Linked DNA regions of Mus musculus: region 1 is linked to region 2. A link is a loop called in an ENCODE intact Hi-C map of the cell type or tissue named here. Cell type or tissue: left cerebral cortex. All regions are shown on one strand. Links, peaks and the distances in the headings refer to the core of each region. The heading gives the core; the rest is flanking DNA. Region 1 holds the start of Hs3st2 (heparan sulfate (glucosamine) 3-O-sulfotransferase 2). Region 2 overlaps Hs3st2 (heparan sulfate (glucosamine) 3-O-sulfotransferase 2).

The links. Hi-C counts contacts between places; a loop is a spot of excess contacts. Peaks named below come from ENCODE experiments on the same cell type or tissue, not always from the same donor. Only the 100,000 strongest peaks of a DNase experiment are listed, where the experiment ranks them.
Region 1: a loop joins it to region 2, with 5 times the contacts of the local background. A loop is called at or near these places in 2 of 42 quality-filtered maps.

What each region holds. Positions count from the first base shown.
Region 1 is chr7:121,388,990-121,397,322 of GRCm38, forward strand. Hs3st2 (heparan sulfate (glucosamine) 3-O-sulfotransferase 2) reads left to right here and starts at 3,307. Exons shown (of 2, transcript NM_001081327.1): 1 at 3,307-4,225. The coding sequence starts at 3,741. In left cerebral cortex, for the core only: CTCF peaks have their summits at 2,442 (motif pointing right), 2,654, 3,316 and 5,106 (motif pointing right); DNase peaks (open chromatin) are centred at 2,506, 2,678, 3,279, 3,727 and 5 more places; H3K4me3 peaks cover 4,558 bases; H3K27ac peaks cover 3,263 bases.
Region 2 is chr7:121,482,589-121,490,921 of GRCm38, forward strand. All of the region lies in intron 1 of Hs3st2 (heparan sulfate (glucosamine) 3-O-sulfotransferase 2), which reads left to right. Among named protein-coding and RNA genes, the nearest start is that of Gm39081, 53 kb to the right of the region's middle. In left cerebral cortex, for the core only: a CTCF peak has its summit at 2,876 (motif pointing right); DNase peaks (open chromatin) are centred at 2,193, 2,917, 3,941, 4,894 and 1 more place; H3K27ac peaks cover 1,109 bases.

The sequences.
Region 1 (8,333 bases), core at 138-8,137, 93 kb before region 2:
TGTTGTGACATTTTTATTAACAATTTGAGCAAAGAATTAATTAAATTGTAATGAGATGTGGAGGTGACATGGTGCCAAGAGACAAGCTCCTGCTTGGGAAAATGAGATCATATAACTACAGAATTATAACAGTAGGGCCAAAAGGCTTTTGGGATTGCTCATAGCTTCCCATTTTACAGATTAAAGAAACTGAGGCTTAGAGACAACAAAACACCTGGCTAAAATACACAAAGAATTAAAAGTAAAGTCAAGAGGTAAAGTATTTTCCTAGCTATACAAAGACCTAGGTTCAACCTTTAAGACCCTTAAAAAAGTATGGATTCAACCTTTCTATCTTTCAAGAATATGAAAGCTAAATCACGACTTGAGATTTGAAAAAAATAACTGTAGCCATGAACTGATGAGAGGAGATGAAATTTAATCAGGTCAAATGTTACATGTTAGGGTTTTTTTAAAAGTCCACTGCTCAAGCACAGCAGGGAGTAGCTATGCTTCAATCATCAGCACTTGTAGGAAAACACTTAGAGATGCTACGAGGCTCCAAGCTGGAGATGTCAGCAGTGTGATGCTGCTGCAGGAAAAAGGCAGTGGGGTCCTTGGTGGCATTACTAGAAACAGAATTTATCAAAGCTGGGTGGGGGGTGAGGGTCCTGCTGAACTTTATATGCTCTACCTGGAATTCTCATCCAGTCCTCGATACCAGATTTTTAGCAGCAATCTAGATATATTCATCCACATCTAGGAGAAGAGCCTGGGATGGAGTCATGTGGATAATGCTCAAAGGAAGTTCGAAAGCTTCAGAGCTCTGTAATTAAAACCTTGAATCCTGGAGCCAGACTGTCTGGGTTTAATCCTAGCTCTGCCAATTACTCAGTATATGTTTATTTAACCTCTTTTCACTCTCTGTAAATTAGGACTTATAATAATGCCTATAATACCTATCTCCAAAGATAAGTGAGGTAAAGCCTTTTAAGTAGTTTGCACATTATGGCACAAAACAAGCACTTGATACATGCTAGCTATTGTTAGAATTAAGATTCTAATGTGGAGATATAGGCATCGATTTGTGTGCTTCTCAACCTTGATCAGAGAAGGAGATTCTCCTCTCTCTCTCTTCTCTCTCTCTCTTGCTCTCTCTCTCACTCTCTCTTTCTCTCTCTCTCCTCTCTTCTTCTCTTTCCCTCTGTCTCCCCCTCCCCCACCTCTTCTCCCTCCCTCTCCCCCTCTCTCTTTAAGTAGGCAGGGATTAATGCAGAGACTCAAAACTGGTCAAAGCATTGAGAATAAGTGACTGAGAGTGCCCACCCCCGGAAAGGACATCTACAGCACATGCTTCCCAAGGCTCAGGGAACGTTAGAGGAGGGGGAAATAAGAATACAAGAACTGGAGGATGAGAAGGAGAACTGTGAAGTGATGCTTTCTGAACATGTCAGGGTCATTGCCTTCATGAACTCACAGTCACAGTGGCTACCTGCACAACATCCACACAAGGTCAAGACCGTCAACCTCCCCCTATAGACTGATAGGGAGCTTATGGGGCCCATTCATGGCTGGGGAGCTACTGGCAGGTGATGGCTGCCAGTGAATCCTTTCTCTTCGGAGGTGTGGCGACTGGTAAGTTGCTCATGCTGCAGAAGATGGACCCACACCCAGTAAGCTGTGGGAATTACTAATTGAACTTAGTGGGTTATTTTTTGAAGAAGAGGAGGAGGAGGAAGAGAAGAAAGAGGAGGAAGACAAAGAGGAGGGAGACAAAGAAGGAAGAGGAGGGTGAGGAGATGAAGAAGAGGAGGAGGAGAAAAAGAGGAAGAGGAGAAGGAGGAGGTAGGAGATGGGGAGAAGAAATGAAATTGGGAGTGAACATGTTAGAGGGTTCTGGGAGCTGCTGAGATTGGAAGTGATATGATATGAAATTCTCAGAATAAATAAAAATATTTTTTTATAAAATAATCCAAAGAAATGCGAGGAAACGGTAATAGTATGGTAGGCTTTAACAGTTATCAAATTACTTATCATGTACTATATGTATTAGAAACTAGTCCCTACAGCAGAGAGCTTGATCTAAGTTTTCTAGGGATGGGCTTGGTTTAGAAACAGAGCATATTTCCCAGTTTGAGCAAGAATACACAGACCTTGTCCTGAAGTCATCGTCAGTCTAACGGAAGCTGAGGGGGGTGGTGGGGTCATACAGCCATCTTGTGAGGGTCTTCTCTTTGGGAACACTGGTCCAGGTTTTTAGGGGATGTAAATCCCACCTGGAATGCAGGGTTCTAACCAGCTAGGGTTGGTCACTGGGAGCTGTTCTGAAGACAACCTCTTGACAATCATTAGATGTAGAAGTGCTCTGTCCTTTATTTCCTCCTGCTTTGTCACTGTGAGGAAACCAGTTATATGCTGACCCTTATATAGCGTCTGGTACCCTGGACAGCTCCCTGGGGAGCAGGCCACCGCTAGGGGGCGGCCGCCAAGAGATGAATAAGTCTGAGGCTCTGGGGCTAGCTTGATTTCCAGGCCCAGTAAGGGGGCGGGGGGGGGGGGCGGGAGTCGGGGTGTGTGTGTGATGAGGTGGTGTGCAAATTGGATAGAGGTTTGTGCTCCATGGGTGCGAGACAGAGTGAGTCGCCTGGGTGTGAGTCAGCATGCGGGTGCTAGGGGGCTCGGTAACTAGTCACGGAATCTCACTCTCCTCCACCCATCCATTTTGCACTGTGCGCCCAGGTCCCATGCGTGTGCGCACCCTGCACGATGCCAGATTCCAGGCTGTGTGTATTGGTTCGGCGAGATGGCTGGGGATGGGGTGTGTCCTTGTTGTGTTCCTATCTTCGGGTTAGGTGTATTCTTCTCTCCACCCTCTGTGGGGTGTTGAGGAGTGTCCGGATTAGAGTGAGCTTGTTCCTGTGCTAGTGTATGTGTGGTGCATGTGTGGGTAAGTGTAGTGGAACCGAGTATCAGGGTTGGGTGCTTGCATGAACACCCGGGTCTATGTGTAGGGTGGGTGTTGGCGTAATCTCAGGTGTCCAGAGGCCGGAGTGATGGGGGTGTCTAATCTCCCACAGGAGTACAGGACATACCTGCCCACCCTCCCTTCACCTCCCCAAGCTGGTCAAGGCTCCGTAGGGAGCAGTCCTCATGGGGAGAACCTGGGGAGGTGTTGTACCTGAGAGGAATAAGAGAGTCAGGGTGCAAGGGGCGGGCCAGGTCCCCGGGTGCGGCGCGGGCTCGGGGGACCCGCGCGGCTGACGTCAGGCGACTCCTTAAATAGAGCCGGTAGCGCGCTCCACTCGGCATTTCCCGAGGAGCCAGAACGCGGCCGGCGCCAGCGCCACCGTCCGGTCCGCTCATCCTCCCGCCGGCACTGCCGCGCGGCCACAGAGCGTCCCCAGAAAGGCGCTCGGAGCATCCGGAATGGGGCTTCGGGCGCTGGGCGCGCTCCGAACCCGACGCGCGTGAGAATCGAAGAGCGCCGGGAGCCGCCCGGCTGTCCAGAGCCCTCATCGCTTAATACCGGGAGATGCTGGCAATGCAGCCACCTGGTCCCCGAGGAGCCACCGTACCCGGGACCCCCGGGCACGGTGCTTGCCCAGGCCAGCTGCCCCCAGAGGAGATGATATCCCTTACGCCCAACGCGCACAGCGGGGACAGCGCCACGCGAGCCCTCTAGGCAATCGCAGAGCCACGCAGCAGCTCCGCCGCAGGTGCCACCTCGGAAACCATGACCCCCGGCGCGGGCCCATGGAGCTATGGCCTATAGGGTCCTGGGCCGCGCGGGGCCACCTCAGCCGCGGAGAGCGCGCAGGCTGCTCTTCGCCTTCACACTGTCCTTGTCCTGCACTTACCTGTGTTACAGCTTCCTGTGCTGCTGCGACGGTCTGGGCCAGAGCCGCCTGCTCGGCGCACCGCGTTGCCTCCGCGGCCCCAGCGCAAGCGGCCAGAAACTTCTGGCGAAGTCCCGCCCGTGTGATCCCCCGGGGCCGACGCCCAGTGAGCCCAGCGCTCCCAGCGCGCCCGCCGCTGCCGCTCCAGCACCGCGCCTCTCCGGATCCAATCACTCTGGCTCCCCGAAGCCAGGCACCAAACGGCTGCCCCAAGCCCTCATTGTGGGCGTCAAGAAAGGGGGAACTCGGGCGGTGCTGGAGTTTATCCGCGTGCACCCGGACGTGCGGGCCTTGGGCACTGAGCCCCACTTCTTCGACAGGAACTACGGACGAGGACTGGACTGGTACAGGTAAGAGGGTCACGACAGCTCCACTCTGAGCTTTGGGTTCGCTCCATCCTTAGAGTAATTCCTTGCCTGTCTTAAACCGGCAAGTGGATTGTGGGGTGACTACTGTAGAGGGTCCACCCAGAACTTCCCGGAGACTGACTCTTCATGACGCTCTTTGAAGCGCAAAGGGAAAGAGTATTCCTCTTGTCCCTGGGGTCTCTGGAAGGTAGGGGACATTTCTAGTCAAAACTAGGTGCTGGCTGGAGGGCTGCCTTCTTTGTCCAGTTTTTAGGGCGGTTGGAGCTGGTTCCCTAAGGCAAAAGGCTCTACTCCTACCCCTAAGCTGATCTTCCCTGGCCTGTGTGGCACCTGCAGTTGAGAAAGGGAAACCACCACAAAGGCCCTGTGTGGTGATTTCTGCCTGGTAGGTACCCATTCTTAGGGCAATATGAGAGTGTGTCCTGAGTTCTCGCAATGAGGAGAATGCCAGTCTCTGCTGTAAATATTCGCTATGTTCTGAGGCTCACTCCTCCAGCAGTTCTAGTCCTGAGCTGGTGGGGTTGGAGTGTAGGAAGGAACCTTCGCTTTTGGTCCTGTCTCTGACACTTACATTGAGCAAGTTCCTCAAACTCTTCCAGCATTTCTTTCACTATCAATTACAAGGGGCTGGAAAATACTTCCTGCCCTGTTTGCCTGTCCAGTCTTTTTCAAAGTGTTTGAAAGATGTAAAAATGACCGTTAGAGGTGCTTTTAAAATAGTAGCCAACAGGAGGGATTTGGAAGATAGGTGGGCACTTCAGGTGAAGACTAGGCAGGATCCTAGGAGTAGTCAGACATGCTTAGAATGCCCACTCTTCCCTTGGACTTCTGCCAGCTAGAGTCCCTCCCTCCTCCAGGGGGTGGTGTCTGGACCTACAGTGAGGCTTCATTCTCCAGTGCAGCCTTCACTCTTCAGTGCCTCTGGTATCCATTGGCCTTCACACCTTGTGTTGTGCAGAATTGCAGGATAGGTGCACAGAGGGACTGAGTCAGGGCACCTCTGGGGCTAGAGTATAGTGTGAGCCTAAGAGATGTCACAGAATCTGTCTGTCATGGAATCTACCTGAAGACATTCTAGGCAGTTCAGAACAGTAATGCAATTCTGGAGGGATGCCATGGTGGCTGCCAGAGTTGCTGAGGCTATTTCTTTTATTTTTCATATAAAAGGAGACCCTTGACTCATTAGAGTCATAAGCATACTGGATAAAGAATAATTTCTTTGGAAAAATGACCCGATGGAGTCATAACAGAGAGTTCTGGATTTCCAAGGAAAGGGGGATCCACAGGAATGTGTTGTCACCTTTCTCAGCTAGCCCTGGCCAGTATAGCTATGACTGTTAGGAGCAATGGATGGGACGTATGCTGTCCCTAAGAGGCAGACACAGTTTGTAGTAGAGCCAAGCAAGGAACTGCTGGCACACAGTCAGGTGAGGCTTCATGCCAATGCTGATGACCCACTATGCTTTCTGAACTGTGACCCAGAGGTGTTCCATCTAGTTATGTGCAAAGACTCTTTGAACCAGACCCTGGGGTATGAGCTGCAGAAGCATCGAACACCAGTGCCCTGCTCGAGGTCGCCCTCAGCCACACTCATTGCGTGCCAGGGTTTCCTCGATGGAAAATATGAAGATTGTTATGAAACCTTTTCCCACGGTGAAGTGCTTTTTAAGTGCAAAATAGCAAAATTCTGAGCATCTAGCTTTTAGGTGATGCTCCCTCCCATAAACACCTCTATGTTGAGCCCAGGCTCTTCCTCCCCGCTCCTTCTCCCTCCTCCACTAAACAGCATACCTCAGGCTTCCTTTCTGGAGCCTGTGTCATTCAGGGATGACTGCTTTTTATTTTTAACCTTGGCATGTGTGATTCTAAGCCAGCTTAGCTGTGAACCTTGGAGATGGGAGCCATGCCTTTTTTTTTTTTTTTCTTTCCTAGCACATTTGGATTCTGCTAAAATTCTCAGCTGAATCTTGGTAGGTTTTATTTAACATGAGGCTCACTGACAGCTCCACTTCTTTCTCTCTCCCCTCCCCCTCTACCCTTTGTTTCTTGATAGTTCTAAAGGAAAGATTAGCCTGGAGGTCTGGTCATAACTATGATACCTATCAGTTTCTCAGGAAGGCTGGGAAGTCTACAGCACCCAGGAAAGGACTGTGTGGTTTGTGCTTTTGATGGGGGTTGGGGACGGCAAACCAGTGCCCTCCAAAGTCAGTATTTCACACAAGGATTGCTGTTTCCTCAAAACGTAATATGCTCCCCTACTGGGGCACTGTTTCCTCTGTTTTATCCTTTATCACCACTTGAGTAACAGCAGTCATTGCAGAAACTATGGGGATTCCTGAGAATCTTTACACTCTGTGTTCAAAGAGCCAGCCTTCTGTCCACTGCTGTGGCCTCAGTTTCCCAGGGTGGAGCCCATGAATGCAGTGGAGTCCATGATACTTTGCCCATCTTGAAGCCCCAGAGCACTTCTTAGGCCAGATGGTCTAAATGCAGATAGACAATGGGAAAATAAGGGTCACCAACCATCAAGCGGCAGGTGATACATCTCCTCCATGATGGCAGACTTGATACAACCAGAGAAACAGCATCAGCAAAAGGGGACGAGCCCACAGAGCCCTTGTCTTCTTTGTTCCTGGATCCTAATCCCTTCTTGGGAATCGCCAAGCCGAATGACCCCGGAGAACCCAGCTCTCTGCAGAGGAATCCCTCCGTGATCACACCTCACCTGTGTGTCTGGCCTGAGTTCCTCTCTTCAAATTTCCTCCCAGATGCAAGCATATGGATCCACGGGGGAGCCAGGTGGGGGCCACTAGCTGCTTGGAAGTAAAGAAGATGAGATATGAAGTTGATGAGTGTCATCCCATTGTGTCAAAGACCAGAGATGACTTCTTTAGATGCTGTGTGATTTGGAAAAAAGGATGATCACCTTGAGTCTCAGCTGCTTTCTCATGAGAATGAAGCCAGTAATAATTGTCTCGGGTTTGAAGAACGTATGGAACATTGCATATGAAAGTACCATGGCGGGGGGGGGGGACTTTGGTATATAAAGATAAGCCAATGGTGTTACTACTGTTGCCACAATTGCTGCTGTTCTGCTGCCAACACTCCTGTTATTGCCGTTAATACTCCTGCTAGCACAACTGTTAGAGCACTACCTGCTGCCACTGCCAAATGAGGCCAAAGAATGCATCGCTAAAGAAATAATTTTACACTTCCCCCTTTTTACGTGTGTGTGTGTGTGTGTGTGTGTGTGTGTGTGTGATGCATGTGTGTGTCTGTGGGTGCATGCATATGTGTGAGCACATGCACTGAAGGTAGAAGTTGAGTTGTTGTTCTTGCTTTTTGAAACAGGGTCTCTCTCTGAACCTGAAAGTCAATGATTCCACTAGGTTGAATGACCAGGAAAATGCCTCTTCAGCAAAGAGATTATAGGTGCTTGCTACTGGGTTTTGGGTTTTATGTGAGTTCTGGAGCCCGAGCTGAGGACACTCATACTTGTGTCCACTGCAAACTCTTTACAAACCAAGCCACCTCCTCAGGCCAATATGTTTCCTTTCCTTACTTCCTTTCTGTATTCTCCCCCGACACTCTCCCACCCTTGCTTCTTCCTCTCCCCTCCTTCCCCATCATCTTCTGTTTCTTAACTTTGCATTGATAGAATTTCACCTCATATTTCTGATTATCCACCTTTAAAAATGAGAACAATGCCTGACCTGGTCTTTTACATCATATGAAAACCATGTAGGGCACCGTATGTGGAAACATGCAACATACCTAAGATTTCACATACGATGCTGTTGTTTTAACAAAAGTTTGCCTCTGAGCCAGCCTATTTGAAATGTTTGTCATTTTTAGAGAAATATAAATGGTATCATGTCCAGAAGTCTTTAGGGTTCAAGAGAAAGGTGAGTTCTGTTTCAAGTATCTCAATTCTGTTAGCCTTATGGGTTGGCAGGGCATACATATGGAGAGGAAGGGAATCTTTGCTAAATGCATTAAAATGCCAACTGGGGAAAGTTAATACATGATAATTGACTCTACACTGGTGTCCAAATGTTGATAGATGAACTTGTTATAAACTTTAGACGCC
Region 2 (8,333 bases), core at 32-8,031:
AAAGAATAAGCTCCCCTCTCCTCATATCTGAAGCCTCCACAGTACCTTTAAAAACGCACGGCTGACTGTTGTCATCCTTGGTCAGACTCACGTTGAAGCAGAGGAGCCCCTACCCCTCCTGTCCAATCACATCCCTGTGCCAGTTGCCACCCCTCTCCCCCAGCCCTTCCCTGCTTCTGATACCCACCATTCTTCTCTCATCCTATAAGACCTGCTAGTTTTTAGCTTCACATGTAAATGAGAACACATGGTATTTGTTAGAAGAATAGTTTTGACAGTGGAAGCTAAAAGCATTACTTACTGGCCTCTGTACAGTTTAACCCCAATTACTGTCCTTTTTTGCACAACTTCTGTAGTCTCTAGCTCTGCCACCCGGTCACTTGGGCAGCTGTTGTCCTTTGCAGGGTGCTCTTTGGAGGGTGGGATGTGATGTTTTTCAAGCTGTTGAATGCTTTTCAGTGCTTTTCTTTTGTTCTCATGAGCAGACTGACAAAATAGTAAATATTAGGAGTCATTTTTCCTCTACAAACTTCTACAGATGATAATCTGTGTTATTGTTTGGATGCTGTTGTTTTGCCTGGAATTTGATGCAGCTAAGATGTCCGTATCCAGCTCGACTTTGTAGAAATGCTTCTTTTACATATGCTGGATGCCTGTAGTCCTTGCAAAAGCACTTGCTTTCTACTTGTCATTTAAGACATTTGAACTGATATGTTTCTATAGGATAGATACTGGGTGGGTGAGTGGTTGAATGTGTGGGTGCATAAATCCGTGGGTTGGTGGTTCATTTTATTAGGAGTAAGTAGCCTTCAGTCTACCCATGTAGCCATCTTACCTCCTTGGAAATGTCTGCTTAATGATTTTTTTCATTAATTCATCTATCCATTCACTGGACATCCCATTCGCAGCCCCCTCCCCACTTCCAGCCCTACACCTACAAATCCCCACCCCACCCCCCAGAGAAGGGGAAGCTGCCCTCCTGGATCTTGTCTGACATTCTAGCCAGTTTGTCTGAGGCCTCTCTTTCAATTCTATCTACACACCATGCATTGCTGCAACTACCGTCTCTTGCACCAAGTCTCTCAAGGCAGTCCTTTTGTGTACCGTGACACTAGAATTAAAATATCAGGTTCAAGTTTGTTCTGATTTTACTTTCTGCGTCAGTCACACTTCTCTCGATGGCTGTCGATCTGGGCATTTGTGTACTTTTAGATTCTCTACAATGGCTTACTTCATCCCAACCCCATCTGCAAGTGTGTGTGTTTGTGTGTGTGTGTGTGTGTGTGTGTGTGTGTGTGTGTGTGTCTAGGAGCATGTCATGCCCATGGCATGACACATGTGTGGAAGTGAGGACCACCTCAGATGTCAGTCCTCACCTTCCAACATCATTAGAGACAGGGCCTTATTATTCACCACTGTGTGTGCTAAGTTAGCTGGTTCTGGGCATTCTGGTTATGACCAGTCTTGTCCCTACCTCCATCTCACCATAGAAGAGCTGGGACTACAGACACATACCACCACATAGAGCTTTCCCATGGGTTCTTGGATGCTTGCAAAACAAGCACTTTCCCCACTGGACCATCCCCCCAGTCTACCCTGCATTTTCATATCCTCTTATCTTCTTCATCGATGTCTGCTTCTAAGCATGTGCTCATTGCCTGACTTTCCAGCCACTTCAGGGTTTCTCTGGGCACTTCATTCACTCATTACATGTTTCTTCCTTTTCCTTTTCTTTTTTAACAAGTTGTAATGAAATATTTTCTTTTGCCCTTTAGCACCCCTGCCAAGCCTGAAGCTTCACCAGGGTGAGTCCTGTGTCTATTTTATTTATAGCCATGACCTCAGAGCTGGCTGGCAGACAGCAGGTACTCAGTAAGTGACTATTGTATGAATATTATGATATATCCTCATTACAGTGTTCTGGCAATTTCCTAGAATATGCAAAAATAAACAATGCAAAAAAAGTGTGCCTCATCTCTGAATCAGTTGTGTGCTACAGATAATATATAAACTCTGTGCGTGCATGTGTGTGTGTGTGTGTGTGTGTGTGTGTGTGTGTATAAATCCTCTGTGAAGATCTTCAGCAGACCTCTTTCTTACACGAGGAGCCCATGTTGCCTTGATTTAGGCCTCAGCTCCTTCCCATCCTATTCATTTGACAAGCGAGATATTTGGTGGCTATGATTCATGCCCGTCTGCTTGCCTGTGATGAGATTGGCTCTGTGACAAGGATTAAAGATACACAAAGATGAGGCAGACACCATCCTCTGCTGATGGGATTTAGTGGGGGGAACTCACAGGGGAGAAAGGCAATATATAAACAGATATGCAAAGTCATTGCACACCTGTGCTTGCATCTATGAGAGAAAGAGTCCATGGGTATCAAAAATCACATTGAAACATGGTGACATTTGATCTGAGGATGAGACAGGGTGCAACATGGGAAGAGCTAGGGTTAACTATCCTGGACAGAAAGAATATTAACACCTTGGGATTAGCAGGTGGCGTTGCTCTACTCCAAGGCTAGCTGAGAATCCACACTTGTACAATTTAGGCAAGTCTTGAACCTGGAAACAAGCACTGGGGACCCAACAGGTTCAAGCACACCAGAGCCCAGACACTATGGGGTAGGGACTGACTGCTCGGTAGGCTCTTTGGCAATAAGTATGTCTCATTCCCCGCATGATCAGAAAGCCAACTCTGAGGACCTTTGCAACCATGAGGCTTAATGCAGGAATTGGTGTGCCTACAGCTATTGAGAGACAAGACAGAAAGGCCCTTCTTTTATCAGCCATCAAGTCCAACAAAGGCAGCATCAGGAACCTGGGGATTCCTGTGTCTACTCTGTCAGCTGTATCAGGATCATGTCCCACTAGGGGGTACTGTTGTGCTTCAGGAAGTTGGGCTGCCTCGCAGAACTTGTCCCTTTAAATCCATCCACATCTCTGGGGACTCTGGAGTGGGGTGGTTGTAAAGCTTGGTGGGAAAAGACTAAACTTACTGATTCATCTAGTCATCTGTTGGAGAGCTTGAAAGTACCTGGAAATGCTAAGAGTTCTTGAGACTCTGAATATACACAGCAGGAGGTGAGGGGGCTGTATGGACAGCTCAGGTAGGGGGCACAGTGTGGTGAAGGTATGGATACTCAGACTAAGGAGGGTGGCATCCAAAGCTGCTGGGTTGGTTTGCTCCATTCTCACCTGACCCCAGAGGTTTCCATCCCCTCTGAAGTACGAGCCAACCTCGTCTACAAATGGCAGGATTTGGTGAATTGAAAAGCTTGGGAAAGTGCTAATGTCACATGTGTGCGGAGGAAGAGTTCATTGGCCAGAGGAGCATAACAGACTGGCCATGTGTGCTAATGTCCTTCACATTGACTGCCAGGACTCTATGATGGGAATCACCTACTGACTAAGGTGCCTTCTGACAGAACTCCAGATGGGGAAGAGGGTGAGGGCAGCCAGCTTCAGGCCCTCCATGGTGCTTGTTTCCTTCATGTCCTTACAGATGATCTGCCATTCTGTAGGAAGCAGAGGGTGTCCAAGCTGTGAAAGGAGGGGAGCCTCTCCTAGAGTTGGTCTCTATACTGTTTCAGGCTGGCTCATGGCAACCACAAAGAGGATAATGACCCCTCAGCGCCAGTTAGAAGCATCACTGCCACATGAACTCTTGTTTCCTGGATGCTGACACCATTGGAAAGTATCACACAAGAGAAACAAAGTCCTGGAGAAATTCCTATGGAATAGGCATAGGCATAGGGCTCGGGAGCATGTGTGCCCAAAGCCAAGAAGAAACATTTTAGGGAGTAAGGAGTGGGTAGACACTCCCGATGCTATATAAGGGAGAATTAAACCAAGACTAAAGTTGAAAGCGGCTGAGATTGTGGCTCAATGGGTAGAATGCTTACCCGGTTTGATCCCAGGCCTTGAAAAACTTGTGGTGCCATGTGCCTGTAATCCCAGCACTCAGGGGGTGGAGCCACGAGGATCAGAAATTCAAAGCCATCACTGTGTAATGAGTCTGGGGCCAGCAGGGCTTACACAGGGCCCTGTCTGAAAACAAAATAAACAAAATAAAACAAAACACACACACTAGAGCGAGGAGATGGGCTGGCAATCAGAGGCACCGGGATGAGGAAGAGTGTGACTAACAGGAGGAAGCAGAAGCATTCAACTCTGGATCAAGATCCTCAGCTGGAAAGAACAGCAGCCATGGAGGACTACTCTATGAGGAGAGAAAGCAGGCATCAGGCTCCCCAAAGAGACTTGAATGCAATCAGGGAAACCCAATAGAAAACAGGAAGCCCATTCAAGGATGGGTGTGGCATTTTATGATTGATACAGGCTCTCACCTGTTTACCTGGCTTAGACTTCAGGGCAGCACAGGAAGTCTGAGCCATCCACCTGTTGCTGGTGAGGAAGCTGATAGGAATGTCACAGAAGCCAGGGAACAGAATGGCTCTGACTTAAATCCTAGCTGATGTTTTTACTAATTCTAATCATGCATAATTCCTTACCTGACATCAGTTACTCAACTGCTGACTATAGGAAGCCTTCATCAAATGCATACCTTGCACCAGTATTATTAGGTCTGCCTCCTTGACACCCGGCTGCTCCAATAGCACGGCCTGGCAAGTCAGCTTCCAGGTAGAGCCAGATAGATATGCAGACACTTGGGCTCCTTCCTGACACCTACTGTGTTTGTGTATTGGTGAATCCTCACAGAGATTTTACTGGCTTAACCCAGGACGAAGGACAGAGGGAAGAGGAAGAAGATAAACCCGGAGGAGACAGGCAGATATGCAGTTACCTTCAGCTAGTGTCCCCAAGCTCAGCCACAGATGGAGCCTGAGAAATTGAGGTCCAGTTGCCAGGAAACATCTAGGGCTGCTCAAGCACTCGCAAAAACACTTAACACCCACGGTCCCTCAGCCTCCTATCCGGGCCAGCATCTAGAGGAAGGATGCCTGCCATGTCCTCGCCACCCACCCACACTTCAGCCACTCCAAACAACCTTCCTTCCCTCAGTGTGCAGTGCAGGCATTTGTCCTCCTAAATAATATCAATGGAGGCCTTTACAAATAGCTTTTAATAAGCTCTAGTTTCTTAATGACCGAGAACACATGCTCATGGTCAAGAAAAGAGGCAAGTCCATAAACACATCAAACTAAAGGTGAAAATTAATTCCCAGGATGCACAACACCATCCGCTGCAGATCTCCCAAGGTCATTCTCCAAACCCAAGGTCATTCTCCAAACCTAAGCCCTGCTAAGGACACCTGTGCATCCTTTCAGAAGAGACACACGCATATACACTCCAGCATATGTGTGTGGATTTGCAACGCAAAAAAAAAAAACGTTAACCTGACTGCAACTCACCTCTCCCACTTAACAACACGCCCTGGACTCTCTTCCGAGTGTGTCTTTAAATAGATCTTTCTTGCTTTTAACAGCCGCTTTATAATCTATAGCAGAGCCTTGTTAGAGCTTATTTAACCACATCCTACTAATGGCCACAGGGTTTGTTCCTAGTCTCTATCTTTTACGTATAATGGGTGGTAGTTATGTTCATGCTTGCTATTACAATAATAATTAAACAAAGCAACAAACAAAAATGCTTGTCCTGGCTCACAGCCACTCAGGGAAGGCATTTCCTAGTTGTACGAGGTCCCCACTCTTCCTTGTACTTGTCGAACTTGCTCTGTTCTAGAGCTACAGAGTCTCCTGCACTAGAAAAGACAGGGAACAGGATGGGTCCATTGTACGCTCACCTTGGCCTTGAAGCAATGCATCTCATCCCCACTTGTTCTTCCTGTCAAGACCCAGCCATGGCCCTCAGTTGGGTGTGGTAAGGAGAACTATAATCCTTTGGAACTGTGAGAACAGTACAAGTAGGGTCACAGGAGGGAGGAGGTCCCCAGAGAAGAAGAGAAGGGATCTCTGTTGAATGCCTCTCCACCTCTACCACAATTGCAGCAGTGAGCATCCGTACCCCCTGCACAAGTCTTTACATGTTTGTGTAGTTAAATGTCTAGAAGGACAATGGCCATGTCCAGACGATGTGCATTTTAGACATTGTAGGCAATGTCTAACTGCCTTCCTAGAGGTGCATTGGTTTGTGCTCTTACCTTGTCAAGAAAACTTTCCTTCTTCACACCCTTGTTAAAATTTGTCACCATTTATATATCATAAGTCTGGGAGATGACTCCCCAGGTAAAAGGCTTACTAAGCAAGATTGAGGACCTGAGACCCTGAGAATCCACGTAAAGCCAGACACAGACACAGTAGCATACATCTGTACTCCTATGTTCCACCTGGAAAAGATGGAAAGTGGAGACAGGAGACTTCCCGGGAGCAGGCAAGGTGGGAGTGAAGAGTGAGGTTGTCCTCTGACTGCCAAATACATTGTGACATACGTGGATCTCTCTCCCTTTCTCCCCCCTCTCCTTCTCCATCCCTCTCCTTCTTCTCCTTCTCCCTGCCTACACACACACACACACACACACACACACTCTCTCTCTCACACACACACACACACACACACTACGTTATAAGTGGATAAATGATCCATGTTACAGGTGATCATGACTTTAATTTGCATTCCTATAAATGAGCATGTTGGGAGAGACTGAGATTATTTTCATGTTCTTATTTTCCATCTGTAGCTTTTTTCCGTTAGTTCTTTTCTAATGACCCGCATCCCTTTCTTCTCCTGGCTCTTTCTCTATTACTTGCTTTTTGGGAGGAGTCAGAGAAAACTCATAAACTATGTACATGAAAGAGAAGAAGCCATCCCTCCGTGATCCCAGTTAGCACGCTACAGGTATTTGCTGCTTTTGCTACGTCCCTCTTACTCGTGATACTTTCCCATTGCAGAGACATAGCTCTCTAATGTGCTTTAACTTGCCCGTGGTTTTTGTCTCATGCCTAGAAAGGCTGTCCTAGTGCCAAGATGAATTTTTCATGTTCTCACGTTTTTTCCTCCAGTGCTGAAGCCGCACTTGAATCCAGACTGCAACAGTGTTGCGTTGGTGATTTCCCTCGGTCCTCTGTGCCCTACTTTCCACAGCCCTCAAACAGGAACTGGGAGAACCTGCTAGGTAGGGTTATTGGAAGTTGGAGCACAGTGATTGTGTCCTTGGACTTAGAAACGACATTGGCTGAGATGAAGTATGCCAAATGCTAGCTACTGGCTTGTCTCCATCTGGGTTTGTGGTTTATGACCCTGTACATAGCTGATATCTGCATATTATATATATACATATATATATAATTACAATATATTATAATGAGCAAGTCATAGAATCTTTGTAAAAATAAATTAACAAATGAAAAGCATCTTAAATTCCAAAATATGTGCATGACTTGTCATTAAAAGGACCCACTGTTCTCTATATGATCATGTGGTATCTACCAGTACAATGGAATCCAAGACAAGTCCCACAACACTCAAGGTATGGCTTTACTAGGGACCTTTAAAAACTTAGAGTCACACAGAGAGGAAAGAAAACCTAGCACAGTGCTGTCTTCTCACAGTGACAGGAGAGACCTGCAAAGGGCTGGACCTCCTGAGGAAACCCAGGGATGGATGCCTGGCCTCCACACCTCCACCAATGGTATTATCCCCACAGGGAAGGATTCCCTCACCTCCACTAATATTCTTTCTTAAAAAAAAAAAAAAGTATTGGTACATTGAGAATGCCATACAGTGTATCATATTTATCCTTCCTCCAACTCTTTCTACATCCACCCTGCTTCCTTTCCCATCCAACTTCGTGTCCCCTTTCCCCTATCTTAGATGTGTGATCTCTCATTGGAGAGTGGTTGACTTTCCAGGGCCTGCACGCTTAGGGAAAACTATCTTTTTCCTTACCAGCAGCTAACAACTACTAATAGCTCTGTGGTTAGCATGGGGCCTCATGCCCAGTGCCCCCTCCACACTGGGATTGGTCTGGCTTGGGGTTGCCTAGGTCCTGTGCTTTCGATCACAGCGGCTGTGAGTTCAAACGTGCAGTGCCCTGCTGTGTCTGAAGAGCATGTTTCCTTGGCGTCGTCCACTGTCTCTGTCTCTTACACTTTTTCTGCCTCTCTTCTGAAATGGCCCCTGAGCCTTCGTGGGAAGGGTGAGGTGCATAGGTTCCTCTTAGGGCCGAGCTCTCCACAGTCTCTTGCTCTCTGCACCTTAGCCTGCTGTGAGTCTCTGTGCTGAGCATTATCTACTACCAATAGAATCGACTTCCTGTCATTATGGCAATGAAGAAAGCAGCCTCATCAGTTCTGAGGTAATCAGATGACTGGTTGATGGGTTTTGAGTCCCAACTTTGGCAGAGAATAA